Regions from separate parts of the Mus musculus genome. Here all the other regions are linked to region 2. Evidence: chromatin loops called from intact Hi-C (ENCODE). Cell type or tissue: left cerebral cortex. All regions are shown on one strand. Region 1 has its middle 47 kb from the start of Gm29843. Region 2 has its middle 20 kb from the start of Gm30028. Region 3 holds the start of C330018A13Rik (RIKEN cDNA C330018A13 gene).

Region 1 (8,000 bases), 280 kb after region 2:
ACGCGAAGGATGTCATTTGCCTTGAAATGCCCTCGAGACAGCTGGGTTTGGTAGTAGGGGCTATCTTTTGATGGCCTATGTCCTCTGAACGCCGAGTGTCCTCACGGGTGAGCCTGCCTTTCTGGATGCTGAGCCTACTTCTTTCTCCTGAGTTCACCAGGCCTCGTCTATTTTCAGAGCTCAGCTGGTACCTCCAGCCGTCCTCCTCCTCTTCGTTATTCAGGCTTTTCCCGTACTGACTGTTATTTAACGGGGCCAAGTGGTTTTGGAATTCTGGGTAATCACGGCAGACAAATGCAAGCAAAATGGAATGTGGGACTGGAAGTGCGGAATGTGGCTTTGTGTAGGAGACTTTGGCAGGATTTCTGCCTGAAATGGAGCACTTGGTGATCGGCCTAAATTGCCTCAATTGCACCTGGCGCACGGGTGGACGTGGTCCGGCACAGACAGCTGGCGTGATTTTTAGGGGGAGGGCTGACCGCCTTCTCCAGTCTGGGAAGTAGGAAACCAACTCCCAGGAGGTAGGGGAAGGGCAGAAACCCAGCTTTGGACTCCAAATTGCATTTTTGCTTTCAAATCCCATGAATGCCAGCCCAAAGGCCTTTACTTGATAACCTCGGATGGTCATCTCAGCAACACAAAAAGGGAAGTTTAGTCATTTATGGCCTCTGTTGGCTGTGTTTAAAAAACCCACCTCATGTCTTTATTATCATTACCACGAGGTTTTAGAAGAATGCAATGTTTGCAAAATAGAACTTAAGAGATTCTTTGAGAATTCGAATAAGCCCCGCAGCAGCTTCCTGTGGGGGAAACTGCTTTCTGATGGGCTTGTATTTACGCCCCCTCCATAAAGTGCCCCACACCCTTCACCTCCCCCTGCCCCTATGATTACTGCATTTAGTCAACTATCGACTTGGGAAACAATTTTGTTCCATTTGCCATCTCTGCCTGAGAAAGAGAAATAAAAGAAAGGCTTTGAAGTACTTTCTGGCATGGTGTTTGCATTCAAGTGTTAATGCGATACTGAGAAAAGCGGTGGACGCTAAATGTTTACATTAAAATGGAAATATGGGATCGATTTTTTTTCCAACAGGGGCTCCTGGTCCCTTTTAAAAAGTATAGTTCAAGAAAGGCCGAAAACAATACAAAGCACAAACCACCCTCTTTAAGTGATATCAGCTGAGGCAGCAACTTCTGGTGAGTTACAGCTTGATCCAGGTAGGATAATTGTTTTCAAAGGCTCATCAGTACTGCGGTGTCTTTGTCACAGGGGGAAAAAAAAAAAGAAGAAGAAGAATTTATTTCTCTGCCAGCCATGGGCTTATTATCATCCTAGGTACTTGTGTTTTCCCTTGCTGTGACTAATATCTGAGAAAACTACTTAAAGGGGGAAAGATTTATTTGGGCTGTGATTTCAGCCCATGGTCCATCTTGCTCTGTTGCTACTGTGAGCAGGGCGGAGCATCACAGAGTCACACTGTGGGGTAGGGTCTGTGTTTGAGAGAAAAAAATAGCTTCTGGGACACAATCCCTGCCCCCTCTCCCTCCGTGATCTATTTCCTCTCATTAGATTCCACTTTCTGGACTCTCCCACACTTTCCAAAACAGCAGCAGCTACTGAGGACTCCGGCAGACCACATGAACCTTTGTGGAACATTTCATATTCAAATCTTAGCAGCATTTTCTCTAACCATGATACCTTTTAGGTCATTTTGTTTTAAAAGCCAATCTTTCAAAATTATCAAGGCTGAAGCTTTATGAGTCTATCTGGCTATTGCTTGACCAGTTAGGAAAAACAGATTAAACACTGATGTTTTGGAGTGTGAGAGATATAGCTTGCTTGCCATTTCTAAGCTGTGTGGTAAACATCTCTTTGAACCTTGGTTTCCATATCTAAAGAATGCTGCCCAAGTTGAAGGGAGGGCTGGCTTCCCAGAGAACACAGAGAAAAAAGTGTATATTAGAAACTAATTCCATTTATTGTTCTATCGTGGACCAGATATAACATTAATAATGATATTCACCTGTAACTCTAGTTCCATGGGATCTGATGCCCTCTTCCGGTCTCTACCAGTACCACATACACAACACACATACAACACACACACACACACACACACACACACACACGGTAGATACACAGATATACAGAGTCACAGAGGAAAAAAAATCAAATATTTAATAATAAAAGAGATTTCCTGGCATCTACTAAGGTTTTTCCAAGCCTCTAGGTATCTATTTTCATTGGGTAGGCACTGCTCCTTTGCCAGTTTTGTAAAGATACTGGCTAACTTATTCAACAAATATTTATCAAATGTTTTTGCAGTTTTTACTCACATGGGATTGGTCAACTTATTAAAGCATTTATCAGAAGTGAATGGAGAGCAGGCATCTGCCCAGGGCTTCAGGAAGAATGCTAAGGAAGAATACTGTTGCAGAAAGGTGTGTCATGAGAGATGAAGTCACGGCCACATCCCTCATTCCTTTCTAGAGTCATGGTTGTTCTTTGCATGTATCCCTAGGCATCTGTAAAACTGAGACCAGAGAGAAGAGGGTTTCTGGATGAAGCCCGAGGAACCATGATGGCAGCCTAAGAGTTGTTACTGCCTTGAGCAACTTGAGGGGATTCATCTCTGTTTCAATCACAGCTGCATAGCTTGGTCCACGGATAACTGAGGCAAGAACACAGAAGTACTTAACACCCTCAGAGATTTTATTCTGTCATGCCAGAATTGGGGTGGAAGTGTCTAGACACTATAATTCCTCTGGTGGATATGAGTGTGCACATGTATGCCCTGAAGAATGTCTGCCAAGTGTTTTGAACCATTGAAAACAAGATAGGGTAGAAGTGTGAGATATGACTATGATGGTTGGTTGACACTTTGCATCCTAGTAGGACCAGAAAATATTCTTTTTGATGTGCCTGTGCTCTTCCAGAAAGACTAGCCACCAAATTATTCTTCATTTCTCTCCCTGTTTGTTCAGTACTGCATGGGAATGCCGCCATATTGGAAGCTGGAAGGATCTTCCTTTTGTATCTCATTCCTATTGGTCTGGCCCATGACCATGAGTTGAGGCAAAGAGGCCCTTCTGGCTCTTCCTGGTGACAGACTCCATTTTTTACAGTTACTGCTCTAACCTTCACAAACTGGACCCCCCCCCCCTCTCATATCATGACATACTTAGAGTTAGCAAGAGCTAGTCTTTCTTTGAGTTACAGTTTTCACAGACAACTTTCACCTTACAGTGGTAGAATTTCCCCTTGGCTCACTTGACTCTTGCTTTCTTGGCAGATTTCTGGTCTGTGAGAATATGGATAACACCTTCTTACCTCTCAGTCTTGCCCTCCCACCCCCACCAAAAAACTTTCTCCTGCTCTGTAAGGACCTTAATGAGTGAACAGCAGGACAACCTGGCAGCACAAGGCAAATGAATGTCCTCAGGGACATCTCACACAATTGATGATGAGACATCCCTTGTCCCACTATATTAACCCTCTGACAATAGTGTTGACTAAAACACTAAGTCCCCTGGCAATGTTATAGACTGTGAGAACTTCACCTCCTGGTCATTTTAGTGGAGAAAAAAATGAATAATAGAAAATCAGTCTTAAAGTAAATAAAAGAACATTAAAAGGATAGGACATGACAAGAACACCAAGGAGTAGAGATATTCCCATTTCCTGTCTACTGCCCTGATGATCAAAAGCAACATAGAGGAGAAAAGGCATTTATTCCAGATTGTACTTGCAGGTAACAGTTCATAATTGAGAGGACATCAAGGCAGGAACCCAAGCGTTTTCCATGACATTGGCAGTCAAGAGCAGGGAGAAACAAATATATCCATCTTGCCTATTTACTCTCAGCTAACTTTCTCTTGTTCTGTACTGTTCAGGACTTCATACCTAGGCAATGGTACTGCCTACAATTAGTCTTCCTACATCCATCAACAGTCAAGACAGTCTCCCACAGACATACTCATGGGCAAGCCTGATCTGGTCAATTCCCTCATCCAGGTTCTTTTCATAGGGAATCCCTAGATGTAACAATTTAGCAATTAAAACTAGCCATCATGTGGGGTGAGATCCAGTTGGGACTAGGACATCCCAGTGGTGTTCCACACATGGCAGAGGCTTCCAAGGGCCTCAGGGCTGGAAGTCTAAAGCTACTGAAACAGCAGAAGACACCCTCCTAGGCCTGACGATTCTGAGATGTTCCGTCTCATCTCCACTGGTTCTCAGTAGGATTTTGTGTATCTGTGCACAGCAGCAACTGACTCATGGGGTCCCTTTCTCTGACTTTCTCCATCTCCCTTTCTTATGGGGCCTACACTCTCACCAGGCTTCTGGGAGTCTCTTCCTAACTACACCACAGGAGCTTGCTTTTTCACTAGAGCTAATGGTCTGTTCTGGGAGAGCCTGCATGGAATCCAAGCAGATGGTACATTTGTTGAGAGCTCATTTGGGCTGCTGAGAAAAAAAAATCCATTTCTCTTTGGAAACCCTGCTTTGTGTAAGACTTTGTATGCAGCTCTCCTCCTTGTAGAGAACCAAGTCCCTGGCCCCTGGTATTTGTCTAAACAACCCCCGGGGCTGCCTCGATCTCAGCTGGAATTCATCTCAGTAATTCTCTGGTTGCATCTCAAGCTTGGGATTTTTTTAAGTACCTGGGGTGAGGGGAGGGGGCAGGGGTGGGGTGGAGGTGTTGGGGAGGAGGGGGTCCTAAGATTCACCAGATGGTCACATGACTGACTTGATTTTTCAATAAAAACACATGACCTGATATGCTTTGGGTTTCCTGTGGGAAAGTATGACTCTGTGACCTTCTTGCCTGCTAACTGGGGAGATACATCTTTAACAACATATAAGTAAATGTGGAGGAGGAGACAATATGGTCCTGATTTTAAAAAAAAAAAATCAACACAGGGAAAGACTAGGAGGGCGCTAAGGATTGCTGTTACTTATGGAGTGGTAATGGAAGTAGTTACTTATTGTGTGAGAGTTTGAGCAGAGACCTGAAATCAATGGTGTCGGGGGTGTGGAAGTCAACCTCGTGAAAGAAAAGGTGGGATGGAGAACAAGGGGACCCAGGCTCCTGCGGCTCCTTGAAGAGTCCTGATCTGCAGTATGCAGCATTAGATCTAAGATGGCTCCTGAACACTGTCTTCACGGAAGTCCTAACAGCTGATGATGCCTCCGCCCCCCACCCCATGCCACTCAGGGCTTTCATTGGGTATGGTGAAGGTGTGGCGGGATACAATTGGCTGAGAATTTAGGGGCTTGGGATTGGCTCAAACACTGTATATAAGCGTATGGGGTGCTCAGTAAACTCAGATCTGCACCCTGATGTTGTTCTCCTGAGTCTGAATCCCACGACCCCTCATGTGACTCTGTCACCTCTCACACACCTCCCCACTCTCCCTACCTCATCCTAGGTCCTGTTCCCACATAAAGAGAGGGAGGGAGGATGATGATGGTGTGACTGTCTGTAGAGGGGGCTTTCAAGTGGAAGCTGGTGGGCACAAAGGTTGAAATGCAGAAGTGTGCTTGGCATGTCCTAGAAATATCAGGAATCTGTGTGTGGCTAGAACAGAGTATGAGAGATGTAGGCTGTAGGCGTCTGGATGGAAGTTAAGGCTGTATTGATCACAAAGGGTTCTAGGATTCAAATTATGACTTAAGATACAGGGCATGGTTCATTATCTCTGTTAGATGATTCTTTGGGACTTACTGGTTCTAAGCCTTCTAAATGTTGCAACCCTTTAGTGCAGTTCATCATGCTATAGTGACCCCTCCACCAGCCATAAATTATTGTTGTTGCTACTTCATAACTGTAATTTTGCTACTGTTATGAATTGTAACACAAATATCTGATAGGTATGGTACCTGATATGTAGGATATCTGATACATGACCCCTGTGAAAAGGTTGTTCAACCCCTAAAGGGGTCAAAACCCACAGGTTGAGAACCACTGACTTAGAGCATCCAGGGAAGACCAGAGAGGCCGATTAGGTGTCCTAATCACCTAGGAGCAGGATGATGCTGGCTTGGATTAGGCTAACAAGATCAAGGCATTGGGTAGTGGCAAGATTCTGGAAGCACTTCCGTTCACAGAGGACAATGTTAGAGAGATGATGTCAGGCTGAGCAGCAAAATGAGTGGAGCAGAGTGGGATGTGGACACAATGGACTTGGGAGGGGATGCCTGGGAGCTTTGGATTGCACATGATGAGCCTGAAGTGATTATAGACATTTAAAGGATGCCAAAGCATCATAGGTGGATCCTGGGACTGAGGTGGACTCATGAGGAGGGTGAACAGCCCACAGTGTGGTGGGAGGTGCTGTGAACAACGGGGAGAACATTTCCAGACAACTCACAAGTGTGTCCTCAGGGTGAGTACTGTGCACTGTAGGAGCAAAGAAGCAGGTCCAGTCCTGTGTTTGGGAAACGATGTCATCTGGGTGACAGCTGAACTGCAACCCTCGGGATGTCACAGGACAAGGACAAGGAACGATGTCAAAGGGGATCATCCAAGCAAAGGCCCAGAGCAAAGGCAGAACATCTTGCCAGTTTGAAACTAAAAATAATCCAGTCTCTCTCCAAGAGGGCACAGATTAGGAAAGGGCGGAAGGAGGAGAGTGAAGTGGACATACCTTGGAGGCTACATTAAGAAGTCTTGACTATTTTATGAACATACAAGGGTGCCGTTGGGATGTTCTAAGCAGGGCTCTGAGGTCAGATTTAATACATGTCTTTCCCCTGGACAGACCTTTCCCCCAGGAATGTGCTAGGCTAGTTCCATGAGCTCATCTCCCTTGGGCCACTCAAAGCTTACCTTCTTGTCCATCCCCATTAGTGCCACTCCAGACCTTACTAGGCATGTCACATCTAAGTAGGTCACAACAGACAGAAAGCCCCCCTGGGGCTTTGTTTCCCAGGGTCCTGGCAGAGGCTCAGGAAAGGATAATCTGCCTGGACAAGCTGATTTTTGTGTGCTGAGCTGGGGGCTCTTAGAGGGAGTTCTGGGTGCTTTCCAGGCTGCCCAGAAGAGCCAAATACAGAAGCTTTGTTGATTGTCCGTCTGTCTTTCCATTTTTGTTTTGCTTTTATAAATCTTTGTACTGTGAGACAGTTAAGATCAGTTAAGATTCAGCCATTTTACCCTGAATAGCTCTTCAATTCTGTCACCAGGTCGTGCTAAACACTGCAGCATGTGAATGTTTAGAATACATGCCTAAGTCATCTCTCGAAAGAGTCTAAGACACACTTTCTGGCTTTTGGAAGTGGGTTAGATCTGGATACGGCAGGTTGAGAGCACAGGTTCTGAAAAACCAAGTTCTTAGACTTGATCTGTTTTCTCCTATACAACGTGGGACATATTAATAACCACAGCTCAACTTTAGCAGCGTTACCTTTCAAAGCAGCATATTTAGGCTGAGAAGGATTCAGATAGGAAAATCAAAACAAAACAAAACAAAAAGCCCCCAAACAAACAAAAAAAAAAAACCCAGCAATTGATTAGTGATGTCTGTTAAGGGCATGGCATGAAAGAGGGAAAGGCAACCACCCAGCTGTCCTGTTTTCAACTCTTTTATTCTTTTTATGTGAAATTGATAACTTAGATACAAATCACAGATTTGTAGAAAAACATAGCTAAGTATTAACAGAAGCATAAATTAAAACGTACATAGTCTTGTATTTATATTTAAATAAATTGAAACCACTACTTAAAATATCCCTTTACCTGACCTTCCTCACAACTACAGCAATATTTTATCAAGTACTTAAGGACAAGATAATAGAAAAATTACACTGTTTCAAAGCAAAGAATTGTCAGAAACTCATATTATTAGGCCATCATAATTCCTGTAAGAAAGTCAAGAAGCTATTATAGCACAAAGTAATAAACTGATCTTTCACTTAAAGAGTCATAAAAGTTTTAAACACAGTCTTGTCGAATATATTTTATCAATACACAAAATGATAAATTTGTTGAAAACAA
Region 2 (8,000 bases):
TATGGGTTCTGTCAGTCTGGTCTCCATGACTGCATGGAAATGCTTTATCCACTGAGCAATCTCCTAAGTTCCTCAATGATCATTATCAAAAGCCTTCTGGGTGCAAAGTTGCCTGCCACAAAATCTCACAAACCCAAGTTTGACCCCTGCATCCCATTGGTTAGAGGGAGAGAACCAATCCTATAAATTGTCCTCTGGCATCTGATTCATGTGCAGAATGGCGTGTAATTATGTGCTTATGAGATGGAGAAAGAGAGGGAGATAGAGATGGATGGATGGATGGATGGATGGATAAATAGAGGTCTTTTGGGTTGATTTTCTCAAATTCTTTGGGTGGGGGGTAGGAAGTGTGGTTGAGGCAGGATCTGGCTTCGAACTTGGGGCCATTTCACCTGGACTTCTCCAACATCAGGAGCCACAGGTATGTGCCTCAACACATAGCTTTTGGGTTTATTCTGTAGGGACTTGTAATATATAACTATCACCCAGCCACAATTCTCTCAATTCTGTCTCATCCGTTTTGAGATATTAGGCGAGAGTTTCTGGCTCCCTCTCTCCCGCTCTCCGTGGCTGTGTACACTTGACCTGCCTTTGTTGTGTGAGAATTGTTATTTTCTCACGACGTTGCATGCGATTTGACTCCTGTGCTGTTCCACTACTTGCGCTTAATTGAGTTTCCCTGCGCTGTTATGGAGACAGTCAGGCTGGGCTGACCTCCTAGGCTTCCCTTTCTCAGAGCTCTGCGTCTGATGTCTTTAGCTTCACACCCTTCTCCTCTTTCACTCTGGTGGTTGCCTCCTGTATTCCGTCCCCTTTGCTTCTGTCCTGTGAGATTCCATTCTCCACTCAGGTGTGGCCTCGGCAGAGGGCTTAGGGTCACTAGACTTGGGAAACGAAGGAACAAGATCTTAGTGTGAGGCTCTCTCTCTTGCTGTGGTTCCCTGATCTCTCCTGGCAACTGGCAGCTGCAGATTCTTCCAGTGTGGACAGATTTGCTCATGCTGGCCTGCCTTGACTCCCTATGAGTCTTCATTGGTGGTCTTGTGGGATGCATAGGAGGTGGGAGGCTAACCGGGGAAAGCAAGTTAGTAGGGGGGGTGTGTGCTTGGGGCTGTATCTTATCTTGGACTCCTCCCTGCCTCTTTCTGCTTCCTATGATCCATAAGATGAGCTTGGTTCCACCATAATACTCCGCCTGTCATGACCTCACTGTCAATGGAGTTGAGACTTCTGGATTATCATCTCTGAAATCAGGACCAGAGCAAGTCTTTTCTTCAGTTGTTTGTGACAGGTATTTTGGTACAGTCATGGGATATAACCGGAATCGGCTGGTTCCCTGGAAGTGCATGGCGAGATAGAGTGCTCTCAGAAGAGAGCTGGGAGAAGACATGGCCAAGTGATATCCACGGAGTGCCCTTTACAACGTCCCCAATCAGCCTATACATCTCTCTGACTTGCCCATCTATGCAAAGTCAGCCTGCTCCCAGTGAAGCCCTTTCTCCCCTTTGCTCCCAGGTTCAGGAAACTCCACCTAGGCATTGTTGGCATTGTCAGGACCTCCGAAATCCGTGACATCACATAGGTGGGACCTGCAGACCTGTTGCCAAGTCAACAGCCACCATATTTCTGGAATCCACTTGGCTCATCTCCCACCTTTATCTGTGTTATGTCATCACCCATGTCATTACTCATATATAAAGCCACCCCCGTCTGTCTGTCTGTCTGTCTGTCTCCCTCCTCTCTCTTCCCCCCTTTTCTTTCTGCCACCACCTTGCCCCTCTCTCTCCCAATAAACCTCTTACACATCTTACATGTGGAACTGCTTTGGCCTGGTGTGCTATGTTTAGACTCAAGCTACTATTCTAACACATCGGGCATGCCTTGAACTCCTGCTGAGGTTCTAGTACTCTGCCTCAGCCCACAAAACAGGAAGCCTACCAGATTCTTTGAGCCTTTTCCTCTTGACTTGAGGGGAGGGGAACCCCTCCTCTCGTAGTTGGATGTGGGAGAACACAAGCCCCAACAAATACGTATCAAGACATTTTCATTGCATCGTCCTCTGTTCCCTAACCAGTCTAAAATACATACCTTATTTATTTAGCGTGGATTTATTTATTTATTTATTTATTTATTTATTTATTTATTTATTTATGTGTGTGATGTGTTCATGGGTGAGAATGCATATGTGTGTGCATGTGACATTCCTTAGTAGTCCTCCATAGTTTTGAGATGGGCCTTTCACTGGGATCTGGGGCATACCAATTTGGTTAGGCATATCAGCCAGTGAACTCTAAAGATCTTTCTGCTTCCACTTCCCAGTACTTGGATCAGTGGTGTGTACCAGCATACCTGGCTGTGTGTATGTGTGTGTGCGCGTGCATAGTGTGGTGTGTAGCACATGCACACACACAAACATACATAGACACATGCACACACATACATAGACACACAGACACATACAGACACATACACAGGCACACAGACAGACACAGATACACACACACACACACACACACACACACACACACACACACACACACACAGACAAGTGCAGGTACCTGCAGAGTCCAGAAGAGGTCATCAGATCTAAAGATATAGTTACAGGTGGTTGTGAGTGTTTGGCGTGGATAATGGTGTCCAAACTTGGGTTCTGCACAAGAGCAGTATGCTCTGTTAACCTGTGCTTATGCAGCAAGCACAAGAGACACAAGATGGTTAAGGCCTGTCAGTCTAACACCATGAAACATTGACATGTCCTGTATAGGTGGTACTGTAGCTAAACCTAAGGAGGTGTTGGCCCAGTTCCAAAGAAATTAGATTATTTTAATATCCTGCTCTTTAATCATCCAGTAAACATTTGCTTGGTGGCTAACTTGTGTAGGATTATATTAATCTTCTTTGTTGGTTAAAGGAAGCTGGTGATGGAGACATTGTCCTGGAATTAGCATGGCAGGAAAACTCCGGGGACTCAATCAAGGTCACCTCCCCAGTTGTCTCAGAAGCATAGCTCCATGGGAGGGAAAGAGAGTCCAGTTTGAGATGACTCCTGGGGCCTCTTGGAGGACAGGAGTGGCTACACAAATTTCTAGGCTACCACATGGATAGAGAGTCCTGGAGGAAGCAACCTAAACCCAGTGGCAGAAGGAAGAACATTGCGAACCATGAAAAGAAGTCAAGCTGGAGAAGAAGGGAATGGATTTTAATGACTGGGCACAACACAATACTTCATCTGGAATTAAAAGCAGGGCGTGCAGTGGGGTGTTGCCAACTTGACAGGATCTAGAATCAACTGGGATATGGGTCTCTGGGCATACCTATGGGGAGTTATCATAATCAGGTTAATTGAGGTGGGAAGACCTGCCCACTGTGGGTGGCACCATTCCCCAGGAAGAGAATTTAGAGCAGATTAGCAGCCTGATTCTCCACTCTCTACTTCCTGATTATGGATGCCAAGTGACCAGTTCCTTCAGCTGTGATGCACTGTAACCTGCAGCTGTGAGCCAGAAGAGACCTTCTTCTCTCCTTTGTTCCTTTTGTCAGAGTATTTGACCACAGCAACAGGGAAAGATAGAAAGACACAGACTCAAATTCTTGCACACCAATGTTCATAGCATCGTTCCTTACAATAGTCAACAGGTGGGAACAACCGATGTGTCCATCAAAAGGTGATGGATGTGGTCTCTCTGTACAGTGGAATATTGTTCACCTTTAAAAAGGAGTAAAATTTGGAAATCAAAGAGCTCCCATTGCACCCACCTGCCCATTGTTCCTTTGAAAACTCTGGTTTGAGATTAGCTAATTGAAGAAGAAACCCACAGATAGCATGCCTGGCCCAATGGTTATTTGAGAAGGGGGCCATGGTGGTTGAGTGAGAAATGTTCTTTTAAGGCTTGTGCGTTTGTTTGTTTGGTCTACAGTGGCGCTGTTTTGGAAGGTAGTAGAGCCCTGGTAGAAGATGTGAGGTTTGCTGTAGTATGTCTGCTGTGTTTCCTGTAGATACAAAGTCTCCAGCTACCTCCTGCCGCCATGTTCCCCCCTCCACCCGCCCCAGTAAATAACAGTAAGCCAAAATAAATTCTTTCCCTTAAGTTGCTTCTTGTTGGATATTTGGCAATAAGAGAAGCAACTTTTGCAGTAACTTAATCTAGGAGTTGGTCCCCAAAGATGCCATGGCTAAATGATCTAATTTGAGCAGGTATACCAGGCTGCAGCATTTTCTCTTGGGTGTTAAGTGTCAGAATTACACAGCATCCACTTCACAGACATGAGCATGTTGCAAAAGACACTTCTCTGGTTTCTTTATTGTCTCTAAGAAATAGCCATGTAAGTCCTGGTGGCGAATTCTTTGACTATGATTTTTAAATGACATGATCAGGCCACAAGAGGGCAGTGCTCAGTGCAAAAGAAGGCATTGGTAATGGGAGAATTTCAAAGGAAATAGGAAGACACTGTGGTGGGGCTTTCTCTTAAACTATTTTTATATATTTCATCAACTATAGCCACGAACACAGCAGGGGGTGTGAGTATTTGTGTTTTCGAGAGGGGGAGGGGAAGCTAGGGAGGAGGAGGCCCAAGAACAGGAGAGCAAAGCTCCAGGTTTGCCTTTGGAGTGTCTTTGGTAAGGAAGAAGCACCATCTGGGGGTTTCATGACTGGGTGTGAGCTTGAACTCGACTGGACAGCAGCCATCTCTCAGAGCCGTTCTCAGCTGCCTTCATCAGTCTCCTGGACAGCTGCAGCATCCGCAGGACCATTTGCAGGTCAGGCCCTCTCTGTTTTTCTGACAATCAGATTATCCTAGCTAGACTCAGGTGCCGCTTAACCAAGTTAGGTACAGAATAATTTAAAGCCTCAGCACTCAGGATTTGAAAATCTGCCGAAGGCATGACAGGCTAAAGGCTGATCTATGCTTTATTTGACTCGGAGGGAAAAAGGGAAGAAGGATTTAGCATGCGAGTCTTAGAAAAAAATTGGTATGAAGGCCTCGTGGAGAGGGTTTTTATATTCCCGGAATCTCATGATGGTACCGAATCTGCTTTAATCATCAGGACAGCAGTTTTATATCTATTTTGGTTACGGTTAATAAAACAGTCACTGTATGTATAAAATACTCCATACGAGGGGACTGGGTGCCTCTGAGGGTCTTCTCATCACCCATCTGTGACCCACTCACCCATCTACCTATGTATCTACCTATCTACCCACCCACAATCCAACTGCCCACCTACCTATATATCTATCCTACGTATGGCCATCCATCTTTCCATTTATCTCACCCCACCTATGTATCCATCCACCTACAATCCACTCATTTACCCACCTACCTTAATGTTTATCCATCTGTTTATTCACCCTTCCATCCCTCCATCTACCACTCACCCATCTACCGTGTATCCACTCAACCATACATCTAGCCCCTGACCTATCCACTCACATAATTCATCCCTCCCTCCACCATCTGTATATCCACCATCCACCTCTCCCTCCATTCATCCACCATCCATTTATCTACAACCCATCCACCCACTCCTCCATCCACAATTCACCTACCCATCCATCCATCAATCCCTCCAACATCCATCATCTATCCAACCATCCATTCTCTATCCATCCATCTTCCATCTATCCATCTGTTCTCCATCCATCCATCCATCCATCCATCCATCCATCCATCTATTCTCCATCCATCCATCAGTTCATACGTTCATTCATCCACCCACCCACCTGTTCACCCACCCACTTCCTTCACCAACCTCCTGAAAACCTTTCTAGCCTGACAACTCCTCTCGAGCCCATTTTCCTTCAAGCATATATGGCCTTTGAATCTGGCCTTCTTTCTAAAACATTTGGGGGCTACACTACAGGCTGGGTGGCCTTTCTGTATACTTCAGAGCCTTCATTTGGAGTATCTAGGGCTGTAAAACCTATTTCTGTGGATTGCTATACATGGGATCATCATTCGGCCAGATCACGATTTATAGTGTGTGTACATGCATGCATGCATGCACGTGTGCCTAGCTGGCCAGTGAGCATGGGGACTCTGCTGTCTCTACGTCCCCAGTTCTGGATTATAGGAGCATGTCTCCACCCACATGTTTCTTTTCCTCATGGGTTCTGGGATCCAACTAAGGTCCACACATTTGCCAGATAAGCACTCTCTCAGCCGAGCTGCCTCCTCAGACCCTACTGAACTTTAGCTCCCGTGTCACTATTAGCTATAGGCTCCTCCTCTGCGGGGCTCTCATTCTGGTGGGAGACAGCAGGCGGGGACTGCCCTTTGGGTGCATTTTCAAGCTGTGATAAATATTCAGAAGAGTGCAGTGTGCACAACATTACCAGTGCCCTGACGGCGACAGGTAAGTGTCTCTCGAACAACAGGTGTCGTATGAATGGCTGGTAGTATTATCATATAATGAGTCTTCTAAAACCTTTCCGTAGCAATTATTGCCGAGACTTTATTGAGCGCTTTATGTGACCCAGCCACTATGCTGAGTACCACAAGATGATTATCTCTCGTGCTAGATGCGGATGCTGAGGCTGGCTCTCCCTGTCTCCTAGGAAATAGCCCAATAGGTAGTTGGGTATTTGAACCTTCCCTGCCACCCCCAGGTAGGGTTTCACTATATAGTTTGGACTCATCTCATCACGCATGATCCTCCTGCCTTAGCCTCCTGTGTGCTTGGGTGACAGGCATAGCAGCTTTACCCTTCCTTGCATGGGCTCTCCTTTCCTAGGGGTCCCCTGTTCCTCATCTTCTCGGGTTGGATGATGTGTTTCATTCCAGGCTTGTGGCAGCTGCTCCATCACTTTGCCCATTCTGCAGCCCTGTGGACATCTGCCGAATGTGTTGTCCTATAGATGCTGCTGCCTTTCCGAGAGCCTTGGTCCCCCTACTCCCCAGAATCCTGTCCAAAACTGGCTGCAGATGAGGTGCTCAGTAAAGAACACCTGCCAATGCTCTGTGCGAATGCATTGTGTCTGTAGGGAAGACGCTTTGTCTCCAACAGGCAGAGTGGATTAGAAAGGGGGTTTCTTTTGGACCCAGTGTGAATGAAAACCCAGAAGGTCTTCTAATTCTGACTTGCAATGAGCAGTGTGGCCCGTTAGCTAGCTACTCAACCGCTTGCCCTTGCTAGATGGCACAGACAGCTCTGAGTCCATTTCTAAGGTCTGTCTAGACTTCCTCTTCCTCCTGTCTTCTCAAGTGTGGGTGATACCCCTTGTGTGCATCCCCCAGGACCTTCTGAGGGCAAGAGATGGCTTCTGTGGGCATGGTGACTGTCTTAGCTAGCGTTCTGTTGCTGAGATAAACACCCTGATCAGAAGCAGCTTGGAGAGGACAGGGTCTATCGTCTCTCGGAGACCACAGTCCTTCAATTTTTCAACTCCGTAGTCACAGAGTTGTGTGACCAACATGAAAATCTATGTCTAGGACATTTTGTCAACCAAAGAGACCACATACTTATTCTCAACTACACCTACTTCACACTCCATAAATTTGCTTTCTGTATCAGGGCTTGACACTTCTTGACATTTTATGAGAACAGAACGGAGGAAATGTATAGCCTTTCATTGCTGGATTATTTCTTTTAGCATAGTCTATTCATACTGATCACAAATAAGTACTTTATTCTTTTTGAGAGCTGACTAATATTCCATCTGACCTGTATACCCATCAGTTGACTAATATTTGGGTTTTTTCCAACATCATTCCTCCTGAAAGAGGAGTGACATTAAGTTCTGAGTTTTAAATATGTCTTATTCCTTGCCCAGGGATGGAGGGGGGTCCTGTCTGTTATGTTGGAGTGTCTCTGATGAGCATGATTCCTGGAGCAGAGCTGGTGTCTACCAGTTGGCTTTGTGCAGAAGAACACATCTGTCAATGCCTGCTGTAATAAATGGTGCCAGTCAGGCATCCGCTGCTCTCCTAGGCCTCCCGTTCACAGGATAGAACAAAATGGCGGTATTTTGGGTAAAAGAAAACACCATGAACTACTTTGG
Region 3 (8,000 bases), 910 kb after region 2:
CCGGTTACAGAAGTGTTCCCCAGCCAAAGAGTGGTTCAGGTGATGGAAGAAGCAGACATAAGCCGGAAGAAGGTCAGAGGAATACGCTGGACGAACACAGTCCACGCCTCCACAGCCCCACGCTCCATAGCTCCAAAGTTCATAGCCCCAGATTCCACAGCTCCAAACTCAGCCCACTTCATTTAACTTTAGAAACACTGGTCTGTTGGCAAAAAGCAAATGCATTAGTCAGGGTTCTCCCCAACAACATGGAGAGTGAATATGTAGGAGACCCTTCAGGATGCTTTATGTTCTGTAGTCCTGCTAATCCCAGCAACGGCTGTCCACCGACGGAAGGTACGAGAGCCCAGTCCTTATTCAGCTCACAAGGCTGGACGTCCGAGCTGCTCTTCAAAGAAGCAGGCTCTGGTGCCAGTGGAGGAATGGACTTGCCAGCCGAAGTGAGGGCAAGATGGCAGAGAGAGGGGCTTCCTTCTTCCGTGTCCTCTGTATCTGCTGCCGGCAGGAAGGTGTGGGTGACCCAAATCAAAGGTATTATTAACTTCCCACATCTAAAGATCCAGATTAAAAGTGGATTTTTCCCCCACTTCAAACGATTTAATTAAGAAAACTTCCCCCACACGGGTAAACCCCAGCAGCTTGGGGTTTAGTTAATTTCAGAGGTAGCCAACTTGACAACCAAGAAGAGAGACCACAGCAGATTTGAGTGGTTTTGGTTTTCTCTCTCTCTCTCTCTCTCTCTCTCTCTCTCTCTCTCGATTTATTTTTGTTGTACATGTATACTCACTTTGCCTGTGTGCACATAGAAGCACCACAAGTGTACTTGATGCCCGTCAAAACCAGAAGAGGGCACCAGATCCCCCAGGGATGCCCCCCCCCCCCCCCCCCCGCCTGTAATGGATCAGAAAAGCAGCCCAACAAACAGCAGCCATGATGGGTATTGGTACAAGTCTGGTTTCTGCCTTAGAGCCTCTTTCAGTCCTAGCTACAGAGCTGGCTGTCATCGCTTGCCTTACCCTGTCCATGTTTTGGCCCGTGTCACAACTCACTCGAGAAATAGCTGTTTCTACGCATAGTAAGCGAAACTGACAGTTCAAACAACACTTTTCTTGAGTCTTGTGAAAAGGATCAGTTTCCATGGTGGCTCTCAACAAGCCCTTGTCTCCCTGAACCGCCCTGCGCTGGACATTCATTAGCCCCTGGAGCAAACCCACTGTCTCTGTTGAATTCAAATAAGAACATCAAAGGGCTATGGAGATGGCTCCACAGTTAAGATCACCGGCTGCTCCCCATATGCTCATTCACAACCACCTGTCGCTCCATTTTCAGGGTATCCGATGCCCTTTCCCGGCCTCCACAGGCACACACAGACACACATATAAAATGAAAAATAATTTTTTTTTCCAAAAAGAAACTCATATCTGTCCTCCGACTAACATAGATTTCCACAGTATAAAATAAACATCAGGGCACAAGTCACTACCAAACATGTAAATCAAGGACCGTGGCATTAAAAACATTGTATCACGTAGCCATCAGTCTGTATTATGTATTCTAACAGTGATGCAAAGAAACTCTCAGTTACTTTTGCACCAACCTAAAGATGAGTGTCTGAGTCATGGGGGGGTCAGGGGAGGGGGGAATCCTGGATCTCACAAAGGTTTCTGGGATGTCAAGGAGAGGTTGGGAGTGGCAGTCTAGTCTGGCTCTCAAACCAGACTCTGAGATTAACACTGTGTTTACCCCACAGTTTGTGAGAGAACACATTATTCATATGCCCCAGGAAGACTACATCAACTGGCTACAGAGCCGAGTCAACATTCCCTTCCGGCAGCGCACCATCCTGACATAGAGGGGCCCAGTCCCCGTGGAGGAAAGCAAGCCAGCACCACATCCCTAAGCCCAGCCTGTGCCCGTAGCCTCCTCTCTTCTCTCCTGGACACACGGCATGGAGCAGTGAGATCAGCTGAAGACACTTCTAACAATATGACTGTCTGGAGAGGGTGGTCCCAGGTGGCCCTCCCCTCCCCCACCAGGCTCCCTACCTCCGCTCACTGTCCAATGTGGACTCTTGTTTTCTCTCCCAGACTCTTGTCACCATTCCCCTTCCCCGAAAGCCCTGGATAATAAATCTAACCTGGATGTTTGACATCTTCCCAAGGAAGAATTCAAGGTGTGGCATTTGGGTGCGGCAATCAGATCTTAGGAGAACAAGCTATCATTTGTGAGCTTTTGTAAATTCGACAACCTAGTGCCATGTGTTTTGCCTGCGTAATGTAATTATTTATATTGGCATATGACATTCCTGAGTACATACAGATGAATAAATGAATGGATAAAGAGATGGATAAATAGGTAGTAGTATAGGCAGATGGGTGGGTGGATAAGTGGATGCGTAGAGAGATGGATAACTGGATGGGTGGATAGATGAATGAATGAATGAATGAATGAATGGGCAGATGAATGAGTGGGTGGATGAATGAATGCATGCATGAATGGGTGGATGGATGAATGAATGAATGAATGGGTGGATGGATGAATGAACAGGTAGAGTATAGATTCAGGGACAGATGAATGGTTAACTGCGATGCACATAAAGAAATGGCATGTATGTGTGCACACGTGTACATTCATGCTGTGCATGGGCACATGTGGAAGGCAGAGGTTGACATCAGGATACCTTCTGATAAAATGAGAAGTGAGAGGAGAGAACGGAGCCCTGAGGACAGACAGACAGACTCACAGACGCACCACTGACTGATAGGTTGCTCCCTTCTACACAGTGTGGAATGGATTATCTGGTTCCAGCTCCACAGCCCCCACGGTCCCCACAGCCTCCACGGCCCCCACGGCCCCCACGCACTGGCTTTTTGCTGTTCTGCAAACAAGGAGACAGAGGCTCGAAAGGATTCTTCCACTCTTTTTAAATTTAAATTACATTTATGTTTTGCTTGTATAAGGTTGTGTGTATAGATGTGTGTGCATATGTTTGTGTGTGCACATGCATGCCTGCATGTGTGTGTGCATTTGTGCATGTGTGAGCATGTGTTTGTGCATGTGTTTATGCGTGTGTGCGTGCCTGTGTGTGTGTGTGTGTGTGTGTGTGTGTGTACATACACATAGGCCAGAGGTGAACATTGAGTGGCCTTCTACCACTCTGTCTTTTTCGTGTGCTGCTAGGATAAAAACTACTCTACCCTGCCAGGGATGGTAGTGGACACCTTTAATTCCAGGCCAGCCAGAGCTATGCAGTGAGATCCAGGCTCAAAAAAAAAAAAAAAAAAAAAGACAAAAAAAGAATAAATAAAACGCTGACTAAAAGCAACTTGGAGAGGAAAGGGATTTATTTGGCTTGCAGGGAACGGTCCATCATCATGAAAAAAGTCAAGATATTAACTCTAGGCAGACACTGAAGCACGGGCCATGGAGGAACTCTGCCCACTGGCTTGCTCTTTATAAATCACTCAGCTAGCTTTCTGCTGCAGCCTCGGACCACCTGCCTGGGGACAGCACCCTCACAATGGATTGGGTGCAATCCCCCACAGACATGCCTGGGGTTACAGTGGTGAGAGGGACTCCTCAGCTCCGTCTCCCTTCTCCCAGGGCTGTTCAGGTTTGTGTCAAGTTGACAAACACCATAGCATGCTTCACATTTAATATTTTGAGACAGGGTCTCTCACTGCACCCGGGGTTTGTGGATTCAGCTAGGCTGGCTGGCTATCAGGCTTCTAAGCGCGCCTGTGTCTGCCTCCCAATGCCGGAGTCTGTGGCACATGTTCCCCACCCTGGCTTTTTGACATGGGTGAAAGGAGCTGGACTCAGACCCTCACGCTTACACAGTACTGACTCCCCAGACCCTGAACTTATTTGTAACTGATTCCTAACTACATAAAAAAATTGAAACTGTGCATACTGTGCTGGGTGATTTTTATGTGTACGTGGTACTGTGTTCAATCACAAGCAAACACAGCTCACTCCTCAAATGGTTTATCATTTATAATAAAAATGTCCCAAACCCTTCCTTCCCTGTTGTCTTTTTAAGCAAACTGGGTCATCTGTAGCTACGGCTGTCCTGAGTGTGCCACCCTAGAACTCCGTACCTTCATCCAGCTTTGGATCAGAACAGAGCCCTTTGGTCCACCTTGCCCAACTGTGGTTGGCGCTTGAAGTCTGGTCTCCCTGATGTTCACCGCATCTCTCTGAGGGAAAATGGAGCATTACTTTATTTATAATCCCCATTTTTTTTTAATTAAGCATACAAAGACACCGACGATCTGTGGCAGAGCAGAGTCTAGAATGAGGTCTGTCTAGGACAGGAAATAGCCTGAAATCACAAGACTTTCTGCTTCCTCCACGCCAGACTCCAGCTCGGTCGGTCTATTGCTCGTAACTATGGCGCCATCTAGTGGCAACTCTTAGCACCACTCTCACCATGCCCTTGAGCGAAACCTAAGGGTCTTGCCCAAAAGGGAAGGCAGAGACTGTCAACAACAGTAACAAGTCCTACATGCTCAGACAAGGAAGACGGTTTGTTACTGAAACATGACCCGGAGCAAAGAGCAGCAACACAAGCATCATCTCCAGTCTCTTGGGCTTCAAGAGCCCCAGGGAGAAATCTTTTTGGAGTGAACAGCTTCATCAGAATCCGAGAGAACAGCAACAATGTATCTGGTCCCCAAAGTTGCCATCCCGCTAGACTTCACAAGCCATCTACGTTGCTGCTGCGATGGAACTGTATCTTCCCTAGAGAAACACTTCCAGTAGATATCGGTGGAACTTTCTGTTTATACAAACAGTTCTTTTGTTGTTTATTTGGTTTTGAAGCCCAGCGTTGTGGGAGCGGATCTTGAACTTGCTTATGTATCTGAGGCTGGCTTTGAACTCCTGAATCTCCTGCCTCTATCTCCCAAGCACTGGAATCACAGGTGTGTGTACCACTATGCCTAGTTACATAGCCCTTATTTTTTTAAAAAAAATCCTATAAAAAGCAAACCACAGGACATATTTAGGCTAAGAAGTCAGAGTTTGGGGACACCTGCTTGAGGGTGAGTTTAAAGAAGACGAGTTTCTATTCTTTCCAAAAGAACACACTGGGAGAGCTGATGAAGTGAGATAACTTCAGCATCTCTTTAGATATTTAGAAAACGACAATGGCTATCTTTTCATGGGAAGAGAACAGGTGCCCCCGGGGATCAGGGGGGCTTCACTGGTGTGAACTAGATAGCATGCATCCCTCCCATGCTCAGACCTTCTCTCACCGAGAGCACAGCTACAATGTAGCCAGCATCGTGGGGCCTTCCCAGAGATATCCCATCAAGCACCAGCAAGGGACGATGATGTACGAGAGAGCCAGCAGGCTGTCTGTGTGTGCCGCATGCCAGGTGTTGCAATAAACCAGTGGTTCTCAAGCTTCCTAAAGCTGTGACCCTTTAATGCAGTTCCTCATGTTGGGGTGACCCTCTTCCCCCAATCATAAAATTCTTTTCAGTGTTACTTTGTTATTGCAATGTGCCTCAGGTACAAATTAGTTCATGGATTCTGCTACTGTTAAGGAATTGTGATGTGCATATCTAACATGCAGGATATCTGATATGTGCCCCCTTTACACCCCCACCCCGTGAAATGGTCGCGTGACCCTTAAAAGGGGCCACACTCACAGGTTAGAAACCACTGGGTTAGAATTAGAGTGGAGGACATACTAAGTGCAAATGACTTCATGAGACAGAGACATCTTCAGCCCCCAAAGTCCCCAAGAATCTCGACATAGATATGATAAGGAAGAACGGGCTGTCAGAGATTTACAGTACTGGTTTTAAGGTGTTGGGGACCAGCAAGATGGATTAAGGGGCTTGCCGCCAAGACTGGTGGCCTGAGTTCAATCCTCAGAATCTATACATGGTAAAAGAGGAGAACTGACTTTCAAAAGCTGGTCTCTGGCCTCTGTGGATATATGCATACACACACACACAGCACACGCGCACTAAAATGTAATCTTAAAAGGTTATGTATTGAAGGGAACAGCTATGGAAAGAAAGTAAAAATTGCCCATAACGAATGGACAAATTCTGGAGGTAGAGTGGCCTACAAGATAGAGGGCTGAGATGAGGTATGTGGGGGGCAGGCAAGTTCTGACCGTTCATACAGCATTTGAGCCTGGGAGACATAGCTAGCGCACTCTACGCCATGTGAGAGATGGCCCTTCTCTTGCAAGAGCCTGAAAAGAACTCCACAGTGCTGCTTCAGTGTGGTAATCGTGGTAAAAGTCCAGATCTCGGTGGTGCTCCCATTCTCTGCACAGCCTCCAAGGGCAACACGCGTGTCAGGTGTGGAGACCACTAAAGAGGCCACGAGGACCCAATGTGCAGCATCCAGCTCGTGGCAGGATCTTGGTGCACATTAGAGATGGCAGCGGCGAGAGCGGGCCAGGGAATGGAGTGTGCACAGTCAGTCCACAGTGCCCCAATCTTGCATGGTGAGGACGGCTCGGCAGTCACTGTCTCCGAGTGCATGCCTTAGTGTCTGACTCTGGCTCACTGCACCCTAAGTCCCCCAACTCCTCTCATCACTGCCTCTGAAAACATAAAGACTAACTGTAAAGCCAAAGTCACAGGCTCCCAACCTGGTGACAAGAAAAGACACATCTGGCCTTTGCAACTTTTCTTTTTTTTTTTTTTTCTTTTTTTCTTTTTTTAGAATTTCATGCGTACCGGGTTTACATTCTTTCCACCCACCCCTACCCCCTCCAACACCTTCTGTGGCCCCACTCACTCTCAAATTCATGATCTCCTATAGATAGATAGATAGATAGATAGATAGATAGATAGATACATACATACATACATACATACATACATACATACATATATACATAATGCATACATACATGCATAGATACTTAGATATATAGATACATAGATAAATACACACATATATACATACATATAAGAGATAGATAGATAGATACATACATGCATACATATGAGAGATAGATACATAGATACATAGGAGAGATACATACATATATACATACATACATACATACATACATACATACATACATACATAGGAGAGATAACTACATAGATACATAGATGATAAATGGGAGATATACATAATACATACATACATGCATGCATGCATACATACATACATGCATGCATACATACATACATACATACATACATACATGGATAGACAGATATAGATATATCTCCTGTCAAGTCAAGTTGGCATTGCTCATAGGTTTGTGTCTAAGGACAGAATAACCTCTCCCCTAGCAGGGGTTCATCATCCCTTGAGAAGGCTGATTCTTCTTCTCTCAGCAGCCATTGATGTGCCTGTAGCCCTTCACCCAGGGGCGAGCCTTGTGAAATCCACCCCCAATCCATATTGTCTTCCTGATTGCACTGGTCTTGTGCAGGTGACCCCTGCACATTGTTGAGATTTTATGTGTATCACTTTTGTGATAAAAACAATATTAGGCTCACAGATGAAGGACCATCTTACCCAAGCTGACAGCATCCCAAATCCCTATTCCATGAACAAAGAAACTGAGACATGTGGAGTAAACTTTTTCAAGATCACAGGCTGAGGGGGAGAGGCAAGGTTGGGAATGGAGAACAAGTGTTCAGAAGGCTACCCCAGAGGAGGCCCTGTTGGGCTATAGGAAGAAGAGACTGAAAGTCTCTACCAGAGTTGGGTCTAGACAGAGGCAGCAATGGAAAAAGTGAATGGGGGCCTGGAGTTGATCAGATTCTCTTTCGATTCTCCCCGTAAGCCTGTGATCTTGGAAAGGTTTACTCCTCATGCCTCCGTTCCTTCACTGGTGAAATGATGGAGTATGGGATGCTGTCAGCCTGGCTAAGATGGTCCTTTATCTAGGGTGCCTTCTCTGGGGGCGGTGCTTTTGGGAATGCTCCCCCTCCCTTTCCTTGGAAATCTTTCACTCTGTGGGCCTAATATTGTCCTTACCACGAAGAAGAAGAAGAAGAAGAAGAAGA

Evidence for each region. Peaks named below come from ENCODE experiments on the same cell type or tissue, not always from the same donor. Only the 100,000 strongest peaks of a DNase experiment are listed, where the experiment ranks them.
Region 1: a loop joins it to region 2, with 2.1 times the contacts of the local background. A loop is called at or near these places in 3 of 42 quality-filtered maps.
Region 3: it touches region 2 in a loop (2.5-fold over the local background); 4 of 42 quality-filtered maps call a loop at or near these places.

Annotation. Positions count from the first base shown.
Region 1 is chr5:116,751,205-116,759,204 of GRCm38, reverse strand. No RefSeq gene overlaps it. Among named protein-coding and RNA genes, the nearest start is that of Gm29843, 47 kb to the left of the region's middle. In left cerebral cortex, no CTCF peak of the experiment used is centred here; DNase peaks (open chromatin) are centred at 318 and 4,435.
Region 2 is chr5:117,033,888-117,041,887 of GRCm38, reverse strand. No RefSeq gene overlaps it. Among named protein-coding and RNA genes, the nearest start is that of Gm30028, 20 kb to the right of the region's middle. In left cerebral cortex, a CTCF peak has its summit at 4,379 (motif pointing right); a DNase peak (open chromatin) is centred at 4,386.
Region 3 is chr5:116,119,928-116,127,927 of GRCm38, reverse strand. It overlaps Ccdc60 (coiled-coil domain containing 60), which reads left to right. Exons shown (of 14, transcript NM_177759.3): 14 at 1,751-2,347. The coding sequence ends at 1,852. It overlaps C330018A13Rik (RIKEN cDNA C330018A13 gene), which reads right to left and starts at 4,314. Exons shown (of 2, transcript NR_153384.1): 1 at 4,101-4,314; 2 at 1-202. In left cerebral cortex, a CTCF peak has its summit at 4,411 (motif pointing left); a DNase peak (open chromatin) is centred at 4,377; H3K4me3 peaks cover 880 bases; H3K27ac peaks cover 298 bases.